Linked DNA regions of Mus musculus: region 1 is linked to region 2. The links are chromatin loops, found by intact Hi-C in ENCODE. Cell type or tissue: left cerebral cortex. All regions are shown on one strand. Each heading gives the region's core, and the rest is flanking DNA. Links, peaks and the distances in the headings are about the cores only.

Evidence for each region. Peaks named below come from ENCODE experiments on the same cell type or tissue, not always from the same donor. Only the 100,000 strongest peaks of a DNase experiment are listed, where the experiment ranks them.
Region 1: a loop joins it to region 2, with 2.7 times the contacts of the local background. A loop is called at or near these places in 2 of 42 quality-filtered maps.

The regions. Positions count from the first base shown.
Region 1 is chr1:140,377,729-140,390,036 of GRCm38, forward strand. Kcnt2 (potassium channel, subfamily T, member 2) reads left to right here. Exons shown (of 28, transcript NM_001081027.3): 8 at 5,273-5,367. Among named protein-coding and RNA genes, the nearest start is that of Kcnt2, 140 kb to the left of the region's middle. In left cerebral cortex, for the core only: no CTCF peak of the experiment used is centred there; a DNase peak (open chromatin) is centred at 7,654.
Region 2 is chr1:140,164,594-140,176,901 of GRCm38, forward strand. The region is part of intron 1 of Cfh (complement component factor h); the gene reads right to left. Among named protein-coding and RNA genes, the nearest start is that of Cfh, 13 kb to the right of the region's middle. In left cerebral cortex, for the core only: CTCF peaks have their summits at 7,137 and 8,831 (motif pointing right); DNase peaks (open chromatin) are centred at 7,241 and 8,829; H3K4me3 peaks cover 514 bases.

The DNA of each region.
Region 1 (12,308 bases), core at 2,738-10,737, 210 kb after region 2:
TGGTCAAGGATGTCAAAAATCTTCCAAATACTGAATGTTTACAAGCCCGAACTTACCACCTCTTGTTGATTGTGTTATAAGGCTAGCCCCTAGCCCCTTTTATGATGGCATTGGGTTAATAGCTAAGTATGTTTCTGAAAGGGACTCTATGCGCAGATGGTCACAGGAATGCCCAGCTTTAATCCTCCAGACTATATCAGGACAGGGTATGTCTGGGGAATGTCCCCTTGTCACATCAACACTCTTGCAATCCAACCATTCCCATAATCAATTCCAAATGCATTATTCCTTCAGAACAGGCGTGGTGGACCTGTTCTGTGGGACTGACCCCGTGTATATGGAGAAATTCTCAGTTTCTCTACCCTGAGGGGGCTCTGTATATTGGTTCAATTAGTGCCCCGCATAACCTATTATTTGGAAGAAGCAGTGCTAAGAGCTTTAGTAGGGCACGTTGAGGATGACCTTATGAGACAATAGAGAGAACCCATCTCTTTAACCTTAGCTTTCATTCACGGGCAGGTCAAATTCTAGCCAAAGCTGTCACTGGAATAGCTGCACTAACATTACAGGCAAGAATTAAAGGCGGACATAGATGAGGACATTCGGCACCTAGACAAATCCATCTTTCATTTGGAGTGCAATGTCGACTCCCTTGCTGAAGAAGAGTTACAGAATAGGCGAGAATTGGACTTAATCTTCCTACAACAGGGAGGACTATGTACCACTTTACATGAAAAGTGTTCTTTTCTATGCAAACCATTCTGAAATTATTAAAAAATCATTGGCTAAATTTAGGGAAAGTATAGGCCGACACCAGATGGAATGGGAAGATTCCAAAAGTTGGTACCACTTACTATTTCATTCCTCCCCTGGGGTTAACAACTCATATTTCCACTCTAATGGGACCCTTAGTTATTCTTTTGCTTCTCCTTATCTTTGAACCATGCATTATAAACAAACTTTCACAAAATATAAAACAGAGATTGGGAACTATTCAGTTGATGGCGATGAGGTCACATTACCAACAAATAAGGAGAAACCAGATTCCAAAGAACCCAAGATTGGCCTCTAAAGCCACGAGTACAAGGGGAGAATGAAGAGGCCAAAGTAGTAGAATAGTTTCATCTTACTCTCTTAACTCCATTTTAAGTTACTTGTCCTCAGAGTGACATGACCCCTAACTCTGGGCTCTGGGAAAGGGATCACAAAGTGTTCTCAGCAGTTGGAAATAGACATAACAACTGTGGCCAGTTCACAATAACAGGATAGACTGGTCACAATAACAGGATGAGTTAAGAAAACAGGAGTCCATCCCAGATCAAGATGTCCCTTTTAGATGTGTGGTCTCTCCTTGTGGTTTGCATCAATCAGTGTAAAGGCCAACATTGCTTTACTGACTTACCCAATCGTGTAACACCAATGCTTGAAAGCCCCTACCTGTAACTTCTTCATTATATAAACCCTAAGTCCCTAGACCTGGGTATCACTTTCTTAACCTGTTGCATCAGGAAGGTTTGTGACCTGAGTCTAAACTCAAATAAAGACTCTCGTGTGTTTGCATTGGAACTCTGGTCCCTGGTGGTCTTTTGGGGGTTTCCAGATCTGGGCATAAAAGAGGTTTATACGCAACACCTGAGGTTCATACTGTAGTTTGCTCAGTTCAAGTAATAATAATCCTGATATCAATAGCTACTCCCTGTAGAACACATAACCTCTTTCCTCTTTCTTGAGCTGGTCATTGCATGCCTACTGTTTTTCTTAGCAGACTTCTGTGTCTGACCATCTTTCACATGCTGCTTCTCCACTGCTATCTAAATCTTGCCTTCACGTCACACTAACCTCTCATGTACTCTTTGCAAGTACACCATTCCTACAGTGAGTTTCCTGGTCTCAGTATCTATTGAAAATCAGAGTCTGAGAGTATGTGACCCCTCAGCCTGGCATCTTACATGTTTGCAAAGCCAGTACTACTTGATGAGGTTGCCAATTTGTGCCTTTTCCAAGCTGGGGAAACAGCTGCTTTGTGTGCTGACCCTGGAGAGAGCCTCTGGTTGCTCTCTGCGGTGCTAATCTGCTTAACAATTACAGCTGCTTTTTAGCAGCCTGGACTTCAACTTTAAGTTCAGTTCTTTCACCCTTAAATGACACATTTTAAAACAACAACAACAAAAAAAAAATGAAAAAAAAAAAAACCTTTCTGTTCCAGTTCATGCACTTCAAAATAACCTACACAAGAACAGTCAATATTACTACAGTGTCCCTGTCTGTATTTTATTATGTCTTACACTTTCCTGTACTAAACATATTGGTCTATTGATTTAAAATTCAGACTCATTAAGGTATCAGGGCATAAGCAACTGGCTTCTAGATTTGCCTTCAGAATATCATACCAATGGCCTCCAGCTCTGTTCTCTATATAGTTCTTTTTCCCCTGTGAAATCTTGTAAGTTGGAGCCTGTGTTCTTCAACACTGCCACCAGAAAAGCTCATTAAGTTCTGCTTAAAACATTTAGAAGTTCTCTGGCCCAGAATTGAAGGCTGTCACACATTAGTTTGTAAATTAATACAAAGCCATTAGATATACATTATCTGATTTATCAAATTAACAACCCAACTGTTTTGTGTTTGTTTGTTTGTTTTTTTGTTACTGTAATCAAACACCTAATACAAAAGAGATTAATGAAGAAAGGGCTTATTTGGTTTATAGTTTATAGTTCTAGAAGCTATTCCATCAAGGTGTGGAAGGTCTGGCCAGCATTACATGATTTGTAACATTGTTTTTGTAGTCAGTAAGCAGGGAGTGAACAGGAAATGGGATTAAGCTATCTTAAGTCTAAAGGTCCCAAGTGATTGATTTTTTTCAGCAAGGATCCATATTCTATGGATTCCACTACAGGGCTAGATCAGTGGGGGAAGACATCTACTACCAATCTTGACCACTTGAGTTCTATCCGTGTTGACTGAAGGAAAGACTGAATTCCTGCGAGTTGTTGTCCAACTTTCATACAAGAACCATGATACATATGCACATGCACTCAGAGAGGAGACATAGTATTCATATGTGCACACACATGTACACATACACCCTTAACACACACACACACACACACACACACACACACACACACACACACACAAAAGCTATACATTTTAAATAAAAGGATATATTTTTCACAACTTTGGAGATTTGTGTACCAGCTAGAGACCAAATGTTGAAACACATGAAGTCTCCACAGCAGACGTACTGAATACTAAGACTTTAACGAGCATTGGATTGAATTTCTCTGATATTGTCTTTATCTTAAAAGAAGGTAATTTAGTTGCAATCTTCCTGTGGAAATATTCACACACACATACACACACACACATACATACATATGACATGCATGGTATTGTATCTTTTGTGTGTAGTGTTTAGTAATATTGATCGCATTTCTTGGAAATTACACTTGTTAGCATTAGCACTTGTTTTTCACTCAAATGACCTTTAAGCAGACATTATGTCAGAAGCTTTGGCTAAAGACTTGTTAGAATAACATTTGAGCATTTGCAGCAGATGAAAGTTTCAAAGTACTTATCTGAAGTAAGTCCACATTTCTTAGGAAAGCACAGGGCCAATGGTAGCAATGGGTGGGTAAACATGTCCTGTGGAACAGCGCCTGCTGTCTTCCCTGACCCGAAGAATACCCATTTGACTGAATAAATTGCTAATGAAAAAAACTGCTCCCAGAATCAAATAAATTTTGGGGCATGACTATGTAATTAGCTGTTGGAAAAAATAACCTCTCAATGTCAGGAACTCTCAGTCAGTAACAGCCCATTTACAATGCTAGTTTAGGCTCCCCAGGCCACTGCAGTATGGTAGCTTGCTTTTTCAGCTTGCAGTGGATGGTGAAGTTCCTACTGTTTTTCTGATCATTGGCTCCTCTGCTCCAGGATTCTAAAGAATGAGAGGTGAAATTCTGACCAATAAACATAGGTATTTGTTTTCATAACAGACTTGGGCAGTCTTGTTTAATGCACCACAGAAAGCTACAATGACGACCTGAGGTCATTTTCTTAAGGACATTAATTTTCTCGTACTTCCACAAATATAATATGAATGAGACTGAATTCTTAAAATTTTGAGATTAACAGAAAATTGTGAGAAAAATATTGAAGAATCCAAAATATGCCTTATGAACTTAATATTTTAATTATTTCTATATTTTAATAACTTTTTTATTTAAAATTGTCACATACTGTGAAGTGGATAAATTGCTTTGCTATTAAATATTTCATTTTAAAAATATTTAATCAATATTCCTAAAGTGTTATTTAGAGACATCAATTTTGAACTATTATTATATTGCACATTTTATTTTAATAGTAGTAAATATAATTATTTTATTTAACAAATACAAATTTACAATAAATATAAGCATATGGAACTACTAGTGTCCATTTCAGTTGATTTAAAATGATTAAATTCTGATGTTTTTCAGTAACTGCTTATTTTATGAATGTATATAGACATGAATAGTAATAACATACTTTGGTATATTGATTTGTTTTTCAAGTTATCTTATATTGTCTGAGGAGTACTACATGTGTCTGTTCAACATATACATCTTAATTCATATTTATTTTAAAATTAGTACTACTGAAAAACTACTAATATTTGTTAAAGGAAATGTTTTCCTTTCCTATATTACAGACTCCTCTAATTCTCGTAATTGTCTATTAGTGAGTTTTAATTTTACTTCCAGTTACCATTTACTGCTTCCTTCATTGATAAATATTTTTTCTGAAACTCTGCATTTGTTTTGTCTGTGAGAAGTCATTAACATTGAAAGAGGTGTTTATCTGGGTTTTTTTTTTTTGGGGGGGTGTTTGTCTGGTTGGTTTGTTTTGTTTCTGTTTTTGTCTTTGAGATGGACTTTGGCTATACAGCCCAACCTGAGTTTGAACTCACAATTTCCCTTTCTTAGGCTCTTGCATACTAAGGCCTGCACCATCATACAGTGTGTGATGTGCCTGGGATTTATAACTGCAACATGTATTCTGCTTTCTGCAAACCAAGTGAGCTGAATCTTAGCACTTTATGGTTCTTTCCATTTTCTATCTTTGTAATATGAATTGTACCATAAATTATGTCTAGATCCATATAAAATGATAAGATACTGCTAAGTTCATTTAAACATATAAATTATGTATAGTGGATACTTGACAATTAATCTCAAGTGTATTTAGTATTTATCAAGATTTATAATATGCTTCTCTTTTATTCTAGAATGATCTCCATAGAGCCATTCAGCGTACACAGTCTGCAATGTTTAATCAAGTTTTGATTTTGATATCTACTTTACTATGCCTTATCTTCACTTGGTAAGACCATATATAACTTCCCTCTTATTTTTTATATTTTTAAATTTTTTTATGGGGAACTGTATTATAAATCAATTTCATCAATATTTGGCTATTATAAATTAAGCTTTACTGTAATACATAAAAAGTTCATCTACAGAATTAAAATGAAGTTTTTTTCTTAGTTTTACAGACAAAACAAGAAAGCACATGTATCATGTGACTTTGGGATTTACTGAAACTTTGACATTTTCTCAAAGGTAAACAGCTAAGTCACAAGGATTTGGCCCATATGGCATGGTTGTCAAACACCTATTTTTCCTTCAAATCATTGACATACAGGCAGCCTCCTCCCTCTGTTTTCTTTAGAGCAGAAACATTCTTGAAGATACCCTTTATACCTATCACTCGCCACATACACCTCTGTGTCTGCACATTGTTTTACTGTGACCTGCTGGGATGCATTATTAGAGAAAGATCCTTTTAATGGATTAAAAGGGAGAGCTAAAGAGAGAAATTCTTAATACTGTATGGGAGCATTACCTGTCCCTATGGGAGCATTACCTGTCAATCAAAAGCTGACGGCCTATTAGCTGAGGCAGGAAATAGAAGCATCACATAGAGAGACAAATAAAATTCTGATAAAGACTGAAGAGTAGGAGATCCACCCTGAACTCTAAGGTAACTGAACACATGAAACCAAGAAGAGGTAACCAACCATATGACTAGAATATACACAGAAGGCAGACATAGGCTAGAATGAACAAGTTACGTAAGGTACAGGCTAGTCAGGAAATGAGCCAAAGCTCATGGCCTAGGTTTTTATTCATAAATAATTAAGTCTCAGAGTTATATATTTGGGAACAAAGAAGCAGAGTGAAAAAGCCCGTGGTTACAAAGCAGTGGCAAGACTCTTGGCTTTGAACTCTGAGGCCTGGCACTTTGGGTTATTATGACTTGAATTTATTTTCTCTTTTGGAAGTCATGCTTAATATTGCAGAATGTTCCAATGTGAAATGGAGTTAGGCTCAGTCTAAACATACACAGCTACATCTGCTAGATACAAACATTCCTATAGATGTGTGTATGCAGACATGGGTATAATGTGAGTTTGTGTGTGTGTGTGTGTGTGTGTGTGTGTGTGTGTGTGTGTGTGTGTATGTGTGTGTGAGAAAGAGAGAGGGGGAGGGGAGGGGAGGCGAAGGTAGAGAGGGAGAGGGGGAGAAAGGGAGAGAGGGAGAGAGCTAATGAGCTATTTTGAATTAATAGTATGTGGTTAATAATAAGTTGATCTTGAATATGTTTATTTTCGACTTTTATGCTCTGAAAACTCTTATTAAACTAAGAGATTCCCGAAGCAATGCCACGAAGAACTCTTAATTGAAAGAATAATCACATTATTTTAATAATAATTTTTACCTTAATGAATTTATGAAATTAAAATCTCTATGGGGAAAGAGTAATTTTTCTGAGGTTGGATAATTTCTTAAGGAAAAAAATCAGTAATTGCTAGGTACAATATAATATGAATTTGGTAAAGACATATTGTGTCTAGGGATTGTAGCTCAGTTTTACAATCGTTGATGACTACTCAATGCAGGAAAAAATAAATATGTAATTTTGGGTTATGTAGAAGTATATCTATTGTTAATGAACATCTTTTCGTGTTATAATCCCTCTTTGAATACTAAGGCCAGAAATTCATAGTGCTTTTCTTATCTGATCCATGAAACTATAATGAAAACATTTTGATGGTGGTGGGATGGCTCAAGGCTTAGGGAAGCTGCTGTAACAGCACCTCCTTCCCACCAACTTGGTAGCTCAAAAACATTAGTAACTATATTTCCATGGAATCCAGCACCTGCTTCTGGCCTTCAGCAACACCATTCACGCATGATCTATATACACATATGAAGTCAAAACTAGTATACATTATTTACTTAATTGTGTGTGTGTGTGTGTGTGTGTGTGTGTGTGTGTGTGTGTCTAACTTAATACATTCTTTGTAATTCAAACCTAGAAGATTCAGGAATATATTTTGTTGCATTGGCTGTATTCTTAAAAACAAAACAAAACAAAACAAAACTCACAATCCTGAGATTACCTGTTTTAGAAAGCTGCTATCTAGCTCTAAAACACATGTAGGCCTCACAATTACTAACATTACAAAGCACGATTATTAAGCATCTGCCTATGAGGGACGCAAGCTCAGTGCCAAACTGAAATAGGCATTAAGCTGCTGACCCATTCTTTCCAGAAAATGTGCTGAAGTGTTTTTCCCATCATTGTAATGGAATTGGACTCATCTGTCCACATGCTGGCTCCCTACCCCTCTTCAATCAGTGATGCTCGCTGTGGAGACAGCTGGCCATTGCAATTCATCCTGCATCTTGGTAACAAAGCAATTGTAACTGATACATCCGGGAATCAACTGCATGACTTTAGCTCAATTATCAATATATTCTAACCAGTAATAAGTACTATAATTGATAATACTTTTGCTGTTTCTAATTTTACATTTATGGAATTATTTTTTCAAGTTCTTTGCCAAAAACTTTAGTTTTTTGTTTTTGTTTTGTTTTTTCTTTTTTTGTTTTTTAATTCATATGCATAGTTTCACATTCTTATTCCATAGAGCTGTAACACAAAGATTTGCACAAATGGATATTTTTTTCTGGTTGTAGTCCAATGTAAAAATTTCAATCTACTCTCTAAGTCTTTGTCAGTAAGAAAAAGATCCATTTATTTCTGTGCTCTGGCCTTAATTGTAGTTTACACATTTAGTTCAATAGCATTTGGCCCTTTCTTCTTCATGTATTAATGAATGTTGGAGAGATGTTGCTCTTAAGTTGTTGGGTTCTGCTCGTCTGGTTGGGAAATTGTCACTTGGGATTTGAGAAGGCAAATTTGGACTTGAACAATAATTAATTAAGTTCTGATATAGCCTCACGGAATCTCCAAAGAATTATGAGTATGGAAATAGAAAGCTAAAAAAAAAAAGGCAGAAATGAAAATTCTCCTAAGTGTGATGTTTGAGCTTTTGTTTCATGTAGAATTACAGACTTGATGAGTAAAGTATGATTCTAAATGATATTTAGATATCTGTCATGTAATATTGCAGTATTTTATTTTAAATAAGTAATAAGTAGTTAGATATCTTAAATTCAGCAGAGTTTTAAAAACTGTCGTATTTTTCAGAATATCTGTGACACTTGGAACACTGCTGTGCAAGGAGGAAGCCCACAGAGCAGGTCCCACTTGGGTTCTCTGTGTCCTATATCCAAAGTATATTGTATTAATGAGCAACAGCATCTTTATGTTTAATTCTAAAGGGCAATTTAGCAGTAACAATAGCCTTTTTGATGAGGGAGCCTCTACAGGCTGCCTCAACAAACAACTCAAGGAACAGTGTTCTGCCCTCAGCACTGAGAATTCGGTTGAAAGCCACTTCAGCTCTACTATATAGCCATCACTTTTCAGTTTGTTCATGAAATGATAGTTTTCTATATGGGTTTTATGTGTATCCTTAATTGTGGTTGGCCATTCGTCCATACTTTAAATTTCTCCTATGCTATATCTTCATCTACCATTTAAACTCCCCCCTCATATTATTACAGTATTGCCTTCTTTCTCTACACATTAGAACACTTTTCTTTAGTTTGAGATCATTTTTGAACTCTTCCAACTAGTTTCATTGCGTATAGGTATAAGTATAGGTATAGGTATAGGTATAGGTATAGGTATAGGTATAGGTATAGGTATAGGTATACCTATGTGTGTGTGTATTTTTTGTATATATATATATATATATATATATATATATATATATATATGTGTGTGTGTGTGTGTGTGTGTGTGTGTGTGTGTGTGTGTGTGTATATGTATGCTCTATAAGATTTTATCTTTATGATACACATACAAGAAAGAAAATATGGAGTATAGTATTTGTCCTTACAGACCTGGGTCACCTTACTCACATACTTCCCCAGTTTACTATGCTTTCCTACGAATTTCATTTTTGTTAATGATAGAAAGAACATTGTTGCATGAATGTCCTACAGTTTATTATCCATCTGTTGATGATGAACACCTCATCTGATTTCATTTCTTTGATCTTATGAACAAAGCAGTGCTAAATCCAAATAAAATTTCTATGTCAGGATGTGAAGCCCATTGGCTGTATTTCCAGAAATGATACATGTAGGTCATATAGCAATTCTAATGCTTTCCACCATTTCTGCAATGTCTTTACATCTACCAACCATGCACAAGATTTTTCCTTCCCCATATCCTTACCAGCATTTAATGTTATTTGTTTTCTTGATATCTTACTTGGGCAAAATGGAATTTTACAGTGCCTTTAATTTGCATTTCCAAGGGACTAATGATATCCAACACTTAAAATGGTTATTATTAGCCCTTACAATTTCTCCTTTTGAGAATCACTGTATAATTTCATCTTTCTTTCTTTCTTTTTTTTTTTGATTGTGTATTTGTTGTATTGATGTTTAACTTTTAAATCCCATATGAAATTTAGGTATTAATTTTCTATCAGTTGTATAGCTGGGCTTCCTACTTGACAGATCATTTCCTTTATGGTACGAACTTTTTCAAATATTCAATGAGTTCCCATCTGTCAGATATTGGTCACATTTTCTAAGCATTCATTGCCCAGTTAGGAAATCCTCAGCTATGCCTATATGTTTCAGTATGTTTGAGTGTACCAACCTGCATTTTCCTTTATCAATGTAAGAGTTTTGGTTTTATACTGAAATCTTAATGCATGTGCAATTGGCTTTTGGGAGGGAGTCTTGGGGTGGGCAGAGTGAGAGTTGTAGTTTCACACTTCCGTATTAGGTGTTCAGTATTCACATGACCATTTCTTTAAACAATTTTTTTAAGTGTAAATTTGGCATGTCTGTAGTCACAAACTTATTTCTTGGTCTTCTGTTCCATTCCATTGATCTATGTGTCTGATTTTGTGCTGGTACTGGGTTGTTTAATTGATTCTTTCTTTGTTCTGTAGTATAATTTAAAGTCAGTTCAGAATTCTTTTGTCTGTGCAATGTCTTTTGTGCTTTTATATGCACTGTAAGATTTTTTTTTCTATTTCTTGATGAATACTATGAAAAGTATATAGAGTTTTATTGTGATTGAATTCGAAATGTAGATTTTTGAGGCCTTTTTGTTTTTATCTTTTGAAGTTTTTTTTTTTTTAAATTTGGTAAGGGATATTTATTTTTATTTTTTAGTATGTATGTATGTATGTATGTATGTATGTATGCATGCATGTATGTATGCATGTTTCTATTTTTTAGAGAGGGTCTTACTATGTAGCTCTGTCCTGGTACTCCATAACTCTACCTACCTTTGCCTCTTGAGTATTGGGATAAGCGTTGTCTTCTCCCACCAGCAGCTTTTAGGTTGCTTCTAATCATTCTCTTTACAGTTTTACTCTACCAGTTCACAAGCCTAGGAAGTCTGTCTGTCCTCTAGTGTCTTTTCCTTTCTGCATTCAGAACTTTAAAATTTCCCTTTTATAAATCTTTTAGTTTCTTGGATAAATAATAGTGTGCAGGTTCTCTTGTAAAATATTTCTGAAATTTTCATGAATAATTAGAGATGTCCAAATACTTGAGAATAACATATTTATTTTTTATATTTTTGCTACATATTTAGTATATAAGAATAATGACTCAATTTTACCCTTTAGTGACATAATGCCTAGCATCTGTTAAAAGACTTGGAAAATCTTAGATGCTTAATAAGTATGTATTGAAGAAAGGTAGTGGAATTTTCAAGTAACAGTATCCTTTCTGATTAGAGATTCTTAAATGTATTGAGAGCATTTCAACAATTTATTTTGAAAATTTATACCAAATCCCTCTATTCACAGTAAACTTCTATGCAACTCATGGGAGTGAATCTACAGCCCCAACTTTCCAGCCCAGAAGCTTTGCTTCTGAGAAAGGGATTTAACCAAGTAGTATAACTTAACAGCTTCCAAGCAATTCTTAAGTTTTTCACACCTTGTAAAATGATATACCAGATAAACCACATTTGTCTGTTACTTGTTTTGTTCATATAATTTCAAATTTTTCAGCTTGGAATTTTTCCCATTCTTTGAATTTGTGGCAGAACACCATTATGAAATTACTGAATCTTACAACTCCTTTTTTAAAGCTGAAAACCAAACTGGTTAAGCTCTAAAAGTGTGGCCATATTTCATCATATTCTCTTCATATAATTATGTAGAAGTTTAGCTTTTCATTCATATGATCCCTTTATTAATTATTATAGTAGTAGTGGTGGTGGTAGTAGTATTAGTATTTAATGTTCTGTTTTGTTTTTTACAATTTAGACATCTCCCTCCCAGTCCATCCTCCAACAGTTCCTCATCCCATTTCATCTATGTCCCACAACATCCCAACAGACCTCCCCATTCCCTGGAACCTCAAGTCTTTTGAGGGTTTGGTGCATCCCTCTGCTGTATATGTGTCAGAGGCCTCATATCAGCTGGTGTATGCTGCCTGGTTGGTGGCTCAGTATCTGAGATATCGCGTGTTCCAGGTTAGTTAAGACTGCTGATCTTCCTATGGGGTCACCCTCCTTCTCAGCTTCTTCTAGCCTTTCCCTAGTTCAACCACAGGAGTCCCCAGCTTCTGTCCATTGGTTGGGTTTAACTATCTGTATCTGACTCTTTCAACTGCTTGTTGGGCCACTCAGAGGGCAGCCATGCCAGGCTCATATCTGTAAGCACACCATAGTAATAGTGTCAGGCCTCATCGCCTCCCCTTGAACTGGTATGATTCTTTGTTTGTTTGGGTTTTGTTTTTTTGTTTTTTGTTTTTTGTTTTTTGTTTTTTTGTAGTTTTTCAAGACAGGGTTTCTTTGTATAGCCCTGGCTGTCCTGGAGAGCTGGCATGATTCTTTAGAAATTTCTATTACTCCCTTCTGGTATA
Region 2 (12,308 bases), core at 2,300-10,299:
TCTTTGAGTGTTTAATTTAAAGTGTGTCTCAAAATAGCAGGAGAGAGAAGACATTGTGGTCTACTGGAGTAGAGAAAGGAGCAGATTTGGGCTTAAACACATATACACAAGCTCATACACAAGAATATCTTTGCTTTGAAGTATTTGAGATCAGCAGTGAGCTAACTTAAGCAAAGTTGCAACCCAGATACAATTCAATTAAATTCAGGATTGAGATAAGAAAGAAAAATGTTCTTCTTGGTGTGAATGAATAACAAACTTTAGTCACTGTGTTCATTTTCTATTAAATATATGAACTATGAAAATTAAAATACAAAGATGAAAAATAGACACGAAAAGAAAATGAATAGTAGGATCGACACTGACCTACATATCAGAGTGAGAAAAAAATCTTTTAAATAGATAGTTTAAGCATCTTTAACGAATTCTGAGAAAAAGACAAAAAGAATTAAAGAAGTTCAAAATAAAGGGCTCTAAAATATGTTACCTTAATGTTATTAATTAATATCAGAAATAATAACCCATAGTATGATCTGAAGTCATCTGAAATTCGAAAGAAATGTATTCCATTTGGGGAGAATTGAGATAGAAATGATCAAATAGGGTCGAAAGAGAACAGTATATAAACAATAACAGAACAAATTAAGTTTTTGAGTGTGCAGAAGCAAAAATACAGGCTATATATACCTGGATGTCGAAAGTAGATGAGAGAACAGAGAGAATTCACAGCTAAAACCTCAAAGTTTTCTGAATGTGATTAAAGTTATCAACTCAAATTCAGAACGACTACATAAAATTTCTAATATTTGTTTATAAAAACAATGATTCAATTTTTTTATTTTATTTTTATTAGGTATTTATTTCATTTACATTTCCAATGCTACCCAAAAAGTCCCACACATACTCCCCCACCAACTTCCCCCACCCACCCACCCACTCCCACTTCTTGGCCCTGGCGTTCCCCTGTACTGAGACAGATAAAGTTTGCATGACCAATGGACCTCTCTTTCCACTGATGGCCGACTAGGCCATCTTCTGATACATATGCAGCTAGAGACACGAGCTCTGGGGAGTACTGGGTAGTTCATATTGTTGTTCCACCTATAGGGTTGCAGATCCCTTTAGCTCCTTGGTTGCTTTCTCTAGCTCCTCCATTGGAGGCCCTGAGATCCATCCAATAGCTGACTGTGAGCATCCACTTCTGTGTTTGCTACGGCCCCGCATAGTCTCACAAGAGACAGCTATATCTGGGTCCTATCAGCAAAATCTTGCTAGTGGGTGTTAGCGTTTGGAAGCTGATTATGGGATGGATCCCTGAATATGGCAGTCTCTAGATGGTCCATTCTTTCGTCTCAGCTCCTCCAGGCCCATCCATTTGCCTAGGAATTTCATAAATTCATTCTTTTTAATAGCTGAGTAGTACTACATTGTGCAAATGTACCACATTTTCTGTATCCATTCCTCTATTGAGGGGCATCTGGGTTCTTTCCAGCTTCTGGCTATTATAAATAAGGCTGCTATGAACATAGTGGAGTCTTACGCGCGCGTTAGCAACCGGCCAGGAAACACGCAACAAACCGGAATCTTCTGCGGCAAAAGCTTTATTGCTTACATCTTCAGGAGCAAGAGCAAGAGAGCAAGGGGAAGAATGGAAAAACCCCGTCCCTTTTAAGGAGAATTATCTTCCGCCTAGGACGTGTCACTCCCTGATTAGCTGCAGCCCATCGGCCCAGTTGTCATCACGAGAAAGGCAGAACACGTTGCGGGAAAACTGCCCCTGCACATGTGCAGATTATTTACTACTTAGAACACAGCTGTCAGCGCCATCTTATAATGGCAAATGTGAGGGTGGCTCCCCACAGTGGAGCATGTGTCCTTCTTACTGGTTAGGAACATCTTCTGGATATATGCCCAGGAGAGGTACTGCAGGATCCTCCAGTAGTACTATGTCCAGTTTTCTGAGTAACAGCCAGACTGATTTCCAGAGTGGTTATACAAGCTTGCAATCCCACCAACAATGGAGGAGTGTTCCTCTTTCTCCACATCCTCGCCAGCATCTGCTGTCACCTGAATTTTTTATCTTAGCCATTCTGACTGGTGTGTGGTGGAATCTCAGGGTTGTTTTGATTTGCATTTCCCTGATGATTAAGGATGTTGAACATTTTTTCAGGTGCTTCTCAGCCATTCAGTATTCCTCAGGTGAGAATTCTTTGTTTAGCTCTGAGCCCCATTTTTAATGGGGTTATTTGATTTTCTGGAGTCCACCTTCTTGAGTTTTTTATATATATACCGGATATCAGTCCCCTATCTGATTTAGGATAGGTAAAGATCCTTTCCCAATCTGTTGGTGGCCTTTTTGTCTTATTGACGGTGTCTTTTGCCTTGCAGAAGCTTTGCAATTTTATGAGGTCCCATTTGTCAATTTTCGATCTTACAGAACAAGCCATTGCTGTTCTATTCAGGAATTTTTCCCCTGTACCCATATCTTCGAGGCTTTTCCCTACTTTCTCCCCTATAAGTTTCACTTTCTCTGGTTTTATGTGGAGTTCCTTAATGCACTTAGATTTGACCTTAGTACAAGGAGATAGGAATGGATCAATTGGCATTCTTCTACATGATAACTGCCAGTTGTGCCAGCACCATTTGTTGAAAATGCTGTCTTTTTTCCACTGGATGGTTTTTGCTCCCTTGTCAAAGATCAAGTGAACATAGTTGTGTGGGTTCTTCTCTGGGTCTTCAATTCTATTCCATTGGTCTACTTGTCTGTCGCTATGCCAGTACCATGCAGTTTTTATCATAATTGCTCTGTAGTACAGCTTTAGGTCGGGCATGGTGATTCCACCAGAGGTTCTTTTATCCTTGAGAAGAGTTTTTGCTATCCTAGGTTTTGTTATTCCAGATGAATTTGCAGATTGCCCTTTCTAATTTGTTGAAGAATTGAGTTGGAATTTTGATGGGAATTGCATTGAATCTGTAGATTGCTTTTGGAAAGATAGACATTTTTGCTATATTGATCCTGCCAATCCATGAGCATGGGAGATCTTTCCATGTTCTGAGATCTTTAATTTCATTTCAGAGACTTGAAGTTCTTATCATACAGATCTTTCACTTCCTTAGTTAGAGTCACGCCAAGGTGTTTTATATTATTTGTGACTATTGAGAAGAGTGTTGTTTCCCTAATTTCTTTCTCAGCCTGTTTATCTTTTGTGTACAGAAAGGCCATTGACTTGTTTGAATTAATTTTATATCCAGCTATTTCACTGAAGCTATTTATCAGGCTTAGGAGTTCTCTGGTGGAATTTTTAGGGTCACTTATATATACTATCACATCATCTGCAAATAGTGATATTTTGACTTCTTCCTTTCCAATTTGTATCCCCTTGATCTTTTTTTGTTGTCTAATTGCTCTGGCTAGGACTTCGAGCACTATGTTGAATAGGTAGGGAGAAAGTGAGCAGCCTTGTCTAGTCCCTGATTTTAGTGGGATTGCTTCCAGCTTCTCACCATTTACTTTGATGTTGGCTACTGGTTTGCTGTAGATTGTTTTTATCATGGTTAGGTATGGGACTTGAATTCTTGATCTTTCCAAGACTTTTATCATGAGTGGGTGTTGGATTTTGTCAAATGCTTTCTCAGCATCTAAGGAGATGATCATGTGGTTTTTGTCTTTGAGTTTATTTATATACTGGATTACGTTCTCAGGCTGTGCTGAAAGCTATCCTTAACCTCAAGAATGTGAAAAATCCATTTTTAAAACAAGACAGTTCTTATAAAGTTTGTTTGGTTTTTATTTTACTTTAATTTTATTATTATTTGTTTTTATATGCTTGTTTGTATACAAATGAGAGAGAAAAATGGTGTATATTTGAGTGGCTTGGGAAGGAGATCTGAGAGGAGTTAGAGAAGGGGAAACCATAATCAAAATATATTTTAACAAAATTTATTTTCAATGAAGTAAATGAGATAAAAATAACTGAGAATTTTTTAAATGGCTAATATCATTAGCCATCTGGGAAATGAAAATTAAAACTACTCATCTTTTCCCAGACTGAAGAAGATCAAATAAGCAAATGGCATCAGCCTCGTGTGGAAAGTGAAGAAAGAGGAATGTTTTTTTACAGTTGGTGGGAGTGCATACTGCTACAGCCATTATGGAAATTAGAGTAAAGATTCTCCCAAAAGCCAGCAACCAGTCTACCGTAAAACATAGCTATACTACTCTTTTAAGCATACTCCCAAAGAACTCCGTATCTTGCTACTGAGATATTTGTTCATCCGTGCTCATTGTTGCTCTATTCACAACATACAGGAAATAGAAAAAACTTGGATGTCTATCGACTGAAGAATGGATAACAAAAATATGGTCTGTTTACACAATGGGGTAAGTTAGGAAGTTTGCAGATGGAGTTGGAAACAAATCATGTAGAACGAGGTACTCAAGACCTAAAAAAGATGCTTTGCATGTTTTCTTTCATTGTAGATATTTAGATAAGAACCTTCAGATTTGTATGCTTATTTTTCAATATATTAAGGATAGTATATAATATATACATACATATATATATGTATATGTGTAAAATATATTTTTTCTTTTCCATTTTTTATTAGGTATTTAGCTCATTTACATTTCCAATTCTATTAATATATTTTGTATATAATGGGAAGCAAGTACCGGTCAGACATTGTAGTTGTGCATCAGCCTGAAGCCACCCAGAACTACTAAAAGGAACACATATGTAATGGAGAGGTGTGTGCCTAAGGAGAAAAGCAGAACTGGAGATGTGACCAGGGTGACAGGTGAGAGAGAGGGCTGAGCTCAACATGCTGCCATTGTCCAGTACAGTTGGCAGGGTGGTATACAACAGCCTACGTCCTATGTAGCCTCAGACTCCCCACCCCTTGTCCCTCAACATGCCTCCCAGTTTCCAGATCCCCCTAGCTCTGGGCAATGGCAGAGGTACATGATGAGGAAAGGTTCATTTTCTGGATTGAACCTCCTTGAAGGACCACCATGCTCCACAATACCACCACAGGCCATACTGTTGCCCCAGGCCTGGAAGAAACCTGAGATTCACGAGGACATATGAGGTCTATGCTGCGGTATGATAACTTGGTGTTGGCCTCTGGCTTTGCTGCCTCAGAAGTGGGGGCATGCTGATGTGAGTGTCATGTGTAACCAACCACCTGAGACCCTGTTGAGGCTTGTGGTCCATGCATCCATCCCCTGAGGGCCATTAGTTGGTCAGTGGTAATGATATAGCTATGGGCCTTGTAGATGTCTGCTGTTGCCTGAAGCCATGTTAATGTCTGTGGGTTGGGAGAGCTGGCCCTGTCCCTCACTGGCCTACAGCACAGCAGTACAGGCATGGAGCACATGCTCGGGAGAGCTAGCTTCACACTATTTGGAAGATGTGGGAATTACAAAAATGAAACAGACAAATAGAACCTCAAAAGTACTTGTAATTATACTCTCTGAGATAATCATTCTTTTCTCCTTGGTAATGAATCTTTGTAATATCCCCTTTTTAAAAATCAGTCTAGCTGGGCAGTGGTAGCACACCTCAGCACTTGGGAGGCAGAGGCAGGCAGATCTCTGAGTTCAAGGCCAGCCTGGACTATAGAGTGAGTTCCGGGAAAGCCAAGGCTATACAAAGAACCCTGTCTCAAGGAAACAAGAAAACAAAACAAAATCAGTTCCTATAGTAAAAACAAACTGTAAGTAAAATAATAATTATCACTGGATTGGAATTTTTCCTTACTCTACAGCATGGCTTGCTTCAGCTGATGGCTTCTGACACCGATGCAGGCAGAGAAAACATAAACAAAAACAAAAAGACAAAACAACCTCTCTTGTGGGGTTGGCCACTAGGAATTTGACCATAATTCAGTGAATACACAGACAAAATAGACTTGTCTTCCCTTCCTCCCTCCCTCCCTCCCTCCCTCCCTCCCTCCCTCCCTCCCTCCCTCCCTTTTTCTTTCTTTCTTTCTTTCTTTCTTTCTTTCTTTCTTTCTTTCTTTCTTTCTTACTTTCTTTCTTCTGTGTGTGTGGAGGGGTGGGGGGCATGGGTTGTTGAGGAACCTCACAGGTAAGGGGGAGAATGTGGGAAGACCGGGAGATGAGCACAACGGGAGGCTATGATGTGAGATTCCCAAATAATTAAGCAAAAGAAAATGTTTTGGGGGAGTTTGTGTTTCTTGGTTGTATTTATTTATTTTTCATTGTCATATTTTTGTTATTTGAGGACATGGAAATTCAAATATCTACTAACTTTTCCAAGATTTCTGGAAGTGCGAGAGCCAGAAGCAGAAGATAAGTGTGCATACATCGGGGCTAGTGGTTTTGAACTAGTGCCTATGGTTTGGGCACAGGAAATAAATTGGGGGTCCTGTGCTGTGTTCTTAACTTTTACTGGAGAAAGCTTTTGCTTACATTTCTTTACAGAAAATTCCAAATATATTGGGAAGTTTGATTTTACAGTAAAAGCCAATAAAGCTAATATTCTGGTCCAACAATTTACATTTTTTCCTACACTTAGCTATGCACATAGCCTTCCATGGATCCATCCCTTTGCCTGTTTACTTATTTTTGAGACAAAATCTTTGTCAACCAGGCTGGCCTCCTTCTCATAATCCTCTTGCCTTAAACTTCCAGGTGCAGGAATTGTGACCATGGAATGTTAGTGTTATGGAATAGAATCACTTTAAATATTAAAGATTTTAAATATTTTGTGCTGCTTAATTTTGCAATAATTACCCTGATACTTAAATGATTGTATTAGTAACACCCAACATGCTTTTACATAAATGGTAGCTTCTAAAGCTTATTATATTTATAAAAATATTGTTCTAATTGCCAATTTTTTTTTTACTACTTGATTTTATGACAATTTGCTATTCTGTTCTAAGCTTTATCTTTTAAAAGCAAAAGGACACATTACTGAATATAGCTCACCTGGAATTTTCATCTATAAGATGCTATACAGCATATGAAATAAAAGGATCACTACATCTTATCGAAGAATAGAGCAACTGTTTAGGTTGAGTTTCCTTTGAGTCTTTTGAACATTATTTTGAACTAAGTTTTTGAAATTAGTTTGGTCTTCATCATTTCAGTAATTAAAGTTTCACACACTAGATGGTGCTAATACCCCACAACTGCCACAGCCAAAACCTGATTCTTCCGAAAAGGTTGCTCTCTGAAAATAAACAGTCCCTCTGTTTTCACTTGCTGTTTGTCTTTGTTTAGAATCTCACCATAATGTGTGTCAGTAACTTATGTTCTAGCTTAAATAGTTAAAAGTAACTGTGCACTGTGTTTCTGCAATAATAGTTCAGTGTGTCTTGAGATGGTGAAAAAATTTTTCACGTTCCATTGAAAATGAATTCTTGAGGTGTTCTAACTAGACAGGAACAAGTTCTGTTCATTCCTGTAGTCCATCAGTCAACATAAACGTACACCAAACACATTTGCTTGAAATAAATAGGAAGTTGTTAATGAAAGCAGAGCAGGTGCTTCTTATATAGGGAGCAGAGAAGTGCTTTCAAAAGGATAACTACATTTTCAGACAGATGATTCAGCTTAAAACTTTTAAAACGGGGGAAGCTGACTGCTTCTACGTCCAGGTGAATGAGTAAACTCAATTTTCTTCTGGTACTTAAATATTTACTCAGATTTCCACAAATAAAACCTGATCCTATGTGTTTGCAATAACGTAATTAACAGTTAGTTTTTGCTTTATAAAAACCCTACTTTGTTAATATTCTACTTTCTTGGATATAAATGCCAATTTCAAATGTTTTTCAGAAACAGAATGACTGTGTAGGTTTGATTATCTAAAAACAAGAGTTTTACTTAAACTCAAGGGAGATAACTATAATTTTGATTGAACTTTCAAGCAAACATCTGCTATTTTAATAATCATGATTACGAGGGTTTTTTTTTCTATACAGATTTTAAAGAGTTAGTACAGACACACAAACCAAATGCAATTCTTTTTCCCAATGCCAATATGTCTCAAAATTGTCTTTTGAAATGTTCTTGCTGCAATTAAATCAGCCTTGATGAATTTTCAAATATTTTTCAAAACATCAGTTGTTACTACATTCGATAGATTAAAGATGGAGATGTCATTTTTTTTCACTTGCAATATCTTTTAAAAGGATTTCGAGAAAAGAATAAGAAGTATTGTTTTAAATTAGTACTGTATTTCTTAGTAGAAAATGAAAACTACAAATTGCCCAGAAAAATAAAGTAAATGAATAAAGTGGGAGTAGCATTAATGATTGTTTCATTAAATTTCTCTTCTGCCTTCTTATTGATAAAAGTGAGTATTAAGTTTATGCATATACATATGATCCAAATAGTATTTTGTTAATTAAAATATTTAGATTAATTTATAAATACAATACTTAAATTGAAATTTTTGAACAAGGAAAATATCAGTTGCAATAAAATACTTTAAAAAAACAAACTTCAAAAATTTAAGTTTTGATTATATTTAATGAACATTGAATAAACAAATTTCTGCTTCTAAAATATACTGGAAGGATTATGAATTTTCTTTGTAAACATGGTAACCTCAAGAAAAGCCTAGATCATAATGGGCAGGTACATGGTGAAACCTTGATGAAATCGGCCTGAGCAGCTGGCATCTGTGTTTTGTGAGGAGTCAGCTTGAAATCCATTTCTGAAAGGGGCAGCACTTTAAACAACAGTCTCCTAACACCAAGGAGGTTCCAATCACACTGTTGTCTTGTTAAAAATAAACTCTTAGTATATATTGAATGTTTTCATTAGACTTGAACCGCTGCTTCAGATAGCAGTTTAGCCACAAGATGGAGTGAAGGCTGAAGGTTCAGCATCTCCAGTACTGGAGTGTATGAGAGGTATCAGTAGGATCCTGAGGATAAGGACTAAAACAAGGGAAAAATGTCTCTTTCCTAACCTTCCCTCTAATTCTTGTGAAAGTTAAGCCAAGGTAAGTTGTAGGTGTGGAGCTGAGCCCCACAGCTTTATAGAAGCTCTAGTTCTTTGTGTAGATCTGAAGTTTTACCATGAACATCCTCTTTGGCTTCATCTGACTAACTTCTCTGCAGCATTCAAAGCCTACCTACTTGAGGCTCCATGCTTGTCTTCTCAGCATGCTGGAGAGGGAAGATTGTAAACTGAGAGCTTATCTCTGACTTGTCTCAGAGAAGCAACATAGAACTAAATCAGCAAAATATCTCTATTCAGTTACCCTCACCCCTCCCACTCCTGACCCATTCTCCCATCCCAATTATTTATTTCATGTTATTTTTAAATTAATATATGAAGTATTACATCACATTATATTATACTATGGATTTTTTTCTTCCAAAACTGTTTTTCTTTGTAGACATGACTATCCTCGAATTCACTTTGTACATCAGGCTGGCCTTGAACTTAGAGAACTGTCTGTCTTTGCTTCCTTCACACGGGGATTAAAGGTGTGTCCAACACACCCAGCTCTCCCGTTTTTTTTTTTTAATGACTTTTAAAAACAGTTTTGTTTGATTCTCTTCACCCTTCTTTTTTCCTATCTCCCTCCCTGCCTTGTGCCATCCACATGTGCTTTCCATGGCCTCCTTCCTCCACAGTTCTTTTTCCAGTTCTATTTCCATGTCTTCTATCCACAAGTCACACATAGATATACATATATATCATATTAAACAGAGAAATATAAAGTATATGCATTAAAAGCTAGAATTTAATATGAATGAGAACATAAAGTGTTTGTCTCTCTGAGTCTGGAGTCATCCATTTTTCCTATTGGTTTCATAATTCCTTTTTTTTTTTTTTGTTTTTTTGTAGCTGAACAAAATTCCATTTTGTGTATTCAGGACATCTTTCCAACTTCAGTGTCCTGCTTTAGGAACTTTTTAAAATCTCAATCACAATAGTTTATGAGATGAGCTACAGTATGTAACTATTTAAATACAGTGTTCATTATTTTCCTCTCCACTAAATGACAACTTTTGGAAAGTATTATTATGCTGCCTAGTACTTAGAAGTTATTCCAAAGTGATCATGAATAAAAGCAAATGCAAAGAGAACTGCAGAGATATTTCCACAATAGACATCCATGTAGCCAATAAGGCCAGATGCAGCTGACAGTGGCAAATATGAAACTTAAAAGACAAGACTTGGAAAAAGTAACAAAGAGGAGGAGAAAGAAGAGGAAGAAGAGGAGGAGGAGGGAGTCACAAGAGAACTATTCATTGTCTGGTGAACTTGTGTGCCTGTTGCATGCACTAAAAATTATAGAGTTTGCAGATCGGTCTATGTTGTGATTTTTGAAGTCAGGAATCACTTGAATTTACCTCAAAGTACAAAAAATCCCTCGGAAACTTTGAAGCGGTGTTTCTATAATCATCTTCTATCTATTGCATTTCCAGTTTACACCCTTTGTGAGAAACTAGGCTTTCTAAGTTAAAATGTCAAAACAAAAATGTTCTGTCAAATCCATGTGTTCTTTTTATTATTTCATGGTAGGAATTTTTTTTTCTGTTTAGTTACTTGACTTTATCTGAACCAGATTTTTTTTATTCTAATTTTAAACCAAAATGTAGCAATTTTTTTCCCAATAAAGTTAACATCAACTCAGCACCTGAGAACTTACTGGACAGCATCTCCTTAAATGGTGAGAAGTAGAGGGTGTGTGTGCGTGTGTGTGTGTGTGTGTGTGTGTGTGTGTGTGTGTGTGCGTGAGAGAGAGAGAGAGAGAGAGAGAGAGAGAGAGAGAGAGAGAGAGAGAGAGAGAAGAGTAACAATCAGATTCAGCAAATAAAAAAGGGATTAATTTGGAAGGGGAGCAAGGGTTCAAAATTGATCAATCTAAGGACAAAGATGAAGACTATTTACTCTGTGGCAGTTTCTACTTTAGCATAATTCTGGTTTGTACTATTTAAATGTTGTAGTTTTAAACTCCATCCTGGTAAAGGGCATGCACATTCCTAGAATAGAACTGTGCTGAAGATAAGCAAGGCTTGCTTTCACAGTCCACCTTCTACCCCGCCTGTGAGCAACTTCTCCACCCTTTGTCACCAACTATAGTATTCCATCCCAGAATGCTTCCTGTTTCAGAATGACTTTGCTCTATTTTGTCCCTTACCATTGTCCAGTTCTATCCTCTATCAATGAAATTTCACAGTAAATTACACATAATAGCACGAAATTTAACTATATTGTTCCTTCTACATATATTACAGATTGGTTGAATTTGTGGTACTATAAAAATGTTAAATATTTTAAGAGTTGCATGAAAGAAGATACTGAAGACAATCAGTACAACGCCAAGTAACATGATTTAGGGAAATTAATTCTATCCTGAAAACATGTGTTATAAAGATAGAAGTTAATTGTTCTGCTAAAATTAAAATCTAATTTGCATAAGAAACTAGTATTACCTAATTATCTAGTTTACATAATGATCTATAACACTCATGTGTATGTACTAGGGTGAACTTAAGCAAATGTGACAAAAGGTGGCATAACTGGACCTCTGACCTCTGGGGTCTGGGAGACTACTACTGAGAAGCTTAATAAATATGCTAGACTGTATGAAGAACCTTATCAAACAGGGTGCATGATTTTCTGATCTTATCTCTTTAGACTGTCCTCAAAATTCTTAACTCAAGCCTCAAGGAAGAATTTCCTTGTTGTTGTCTCTATCACATACCTGATTACTCAATCTAGCCACTTTCCTTAGAGAAATATGGGGGTCTGTCTATTCACTGCCTCCATGGCTTGTGATGAAAAGGATTACTGTTCCAATTCAAAGACTCAACAAAGGAGGCTCTGAGGATGTTGTTTCTTCTCAAGGCAGAAACAAAATAACTGCGATGGGTTAGTGCTGTTTGCTTAAATGTGAACTTAAGACATTGCAAGTAGGTGCTATTAATTGCACTAGATGGTTTGGTTGTAAGTATGAATTCCTCCAGTTTTGCATCAAACAAGAAGACCAAGCAAATACCAAGGATAGTTGACTTCAGAGTTTTTAGATGTGTTCTGGCTGTGAAAAGATTATGATACTCAAAGTTGAGATTGGAGCAGTAAATCCAAATTTATTATAATTTGAAATACAGTAAAGGTTTAAAATGTGCATACATCTAAGTCCTGGCTTATGCTGTGACAGGTTTATAAATCGTTGATGTAATAAAGGAACAGAAAGGCAAGATGCCAAAATTGGTTTTCTTTCTTTTTCTTTTTCTTTCTTTTTTTTAATACTTTAACTGTATGGATTTATACTTCAAAGTTGTACAGAAAAAAAGTTGTGCTAACTATG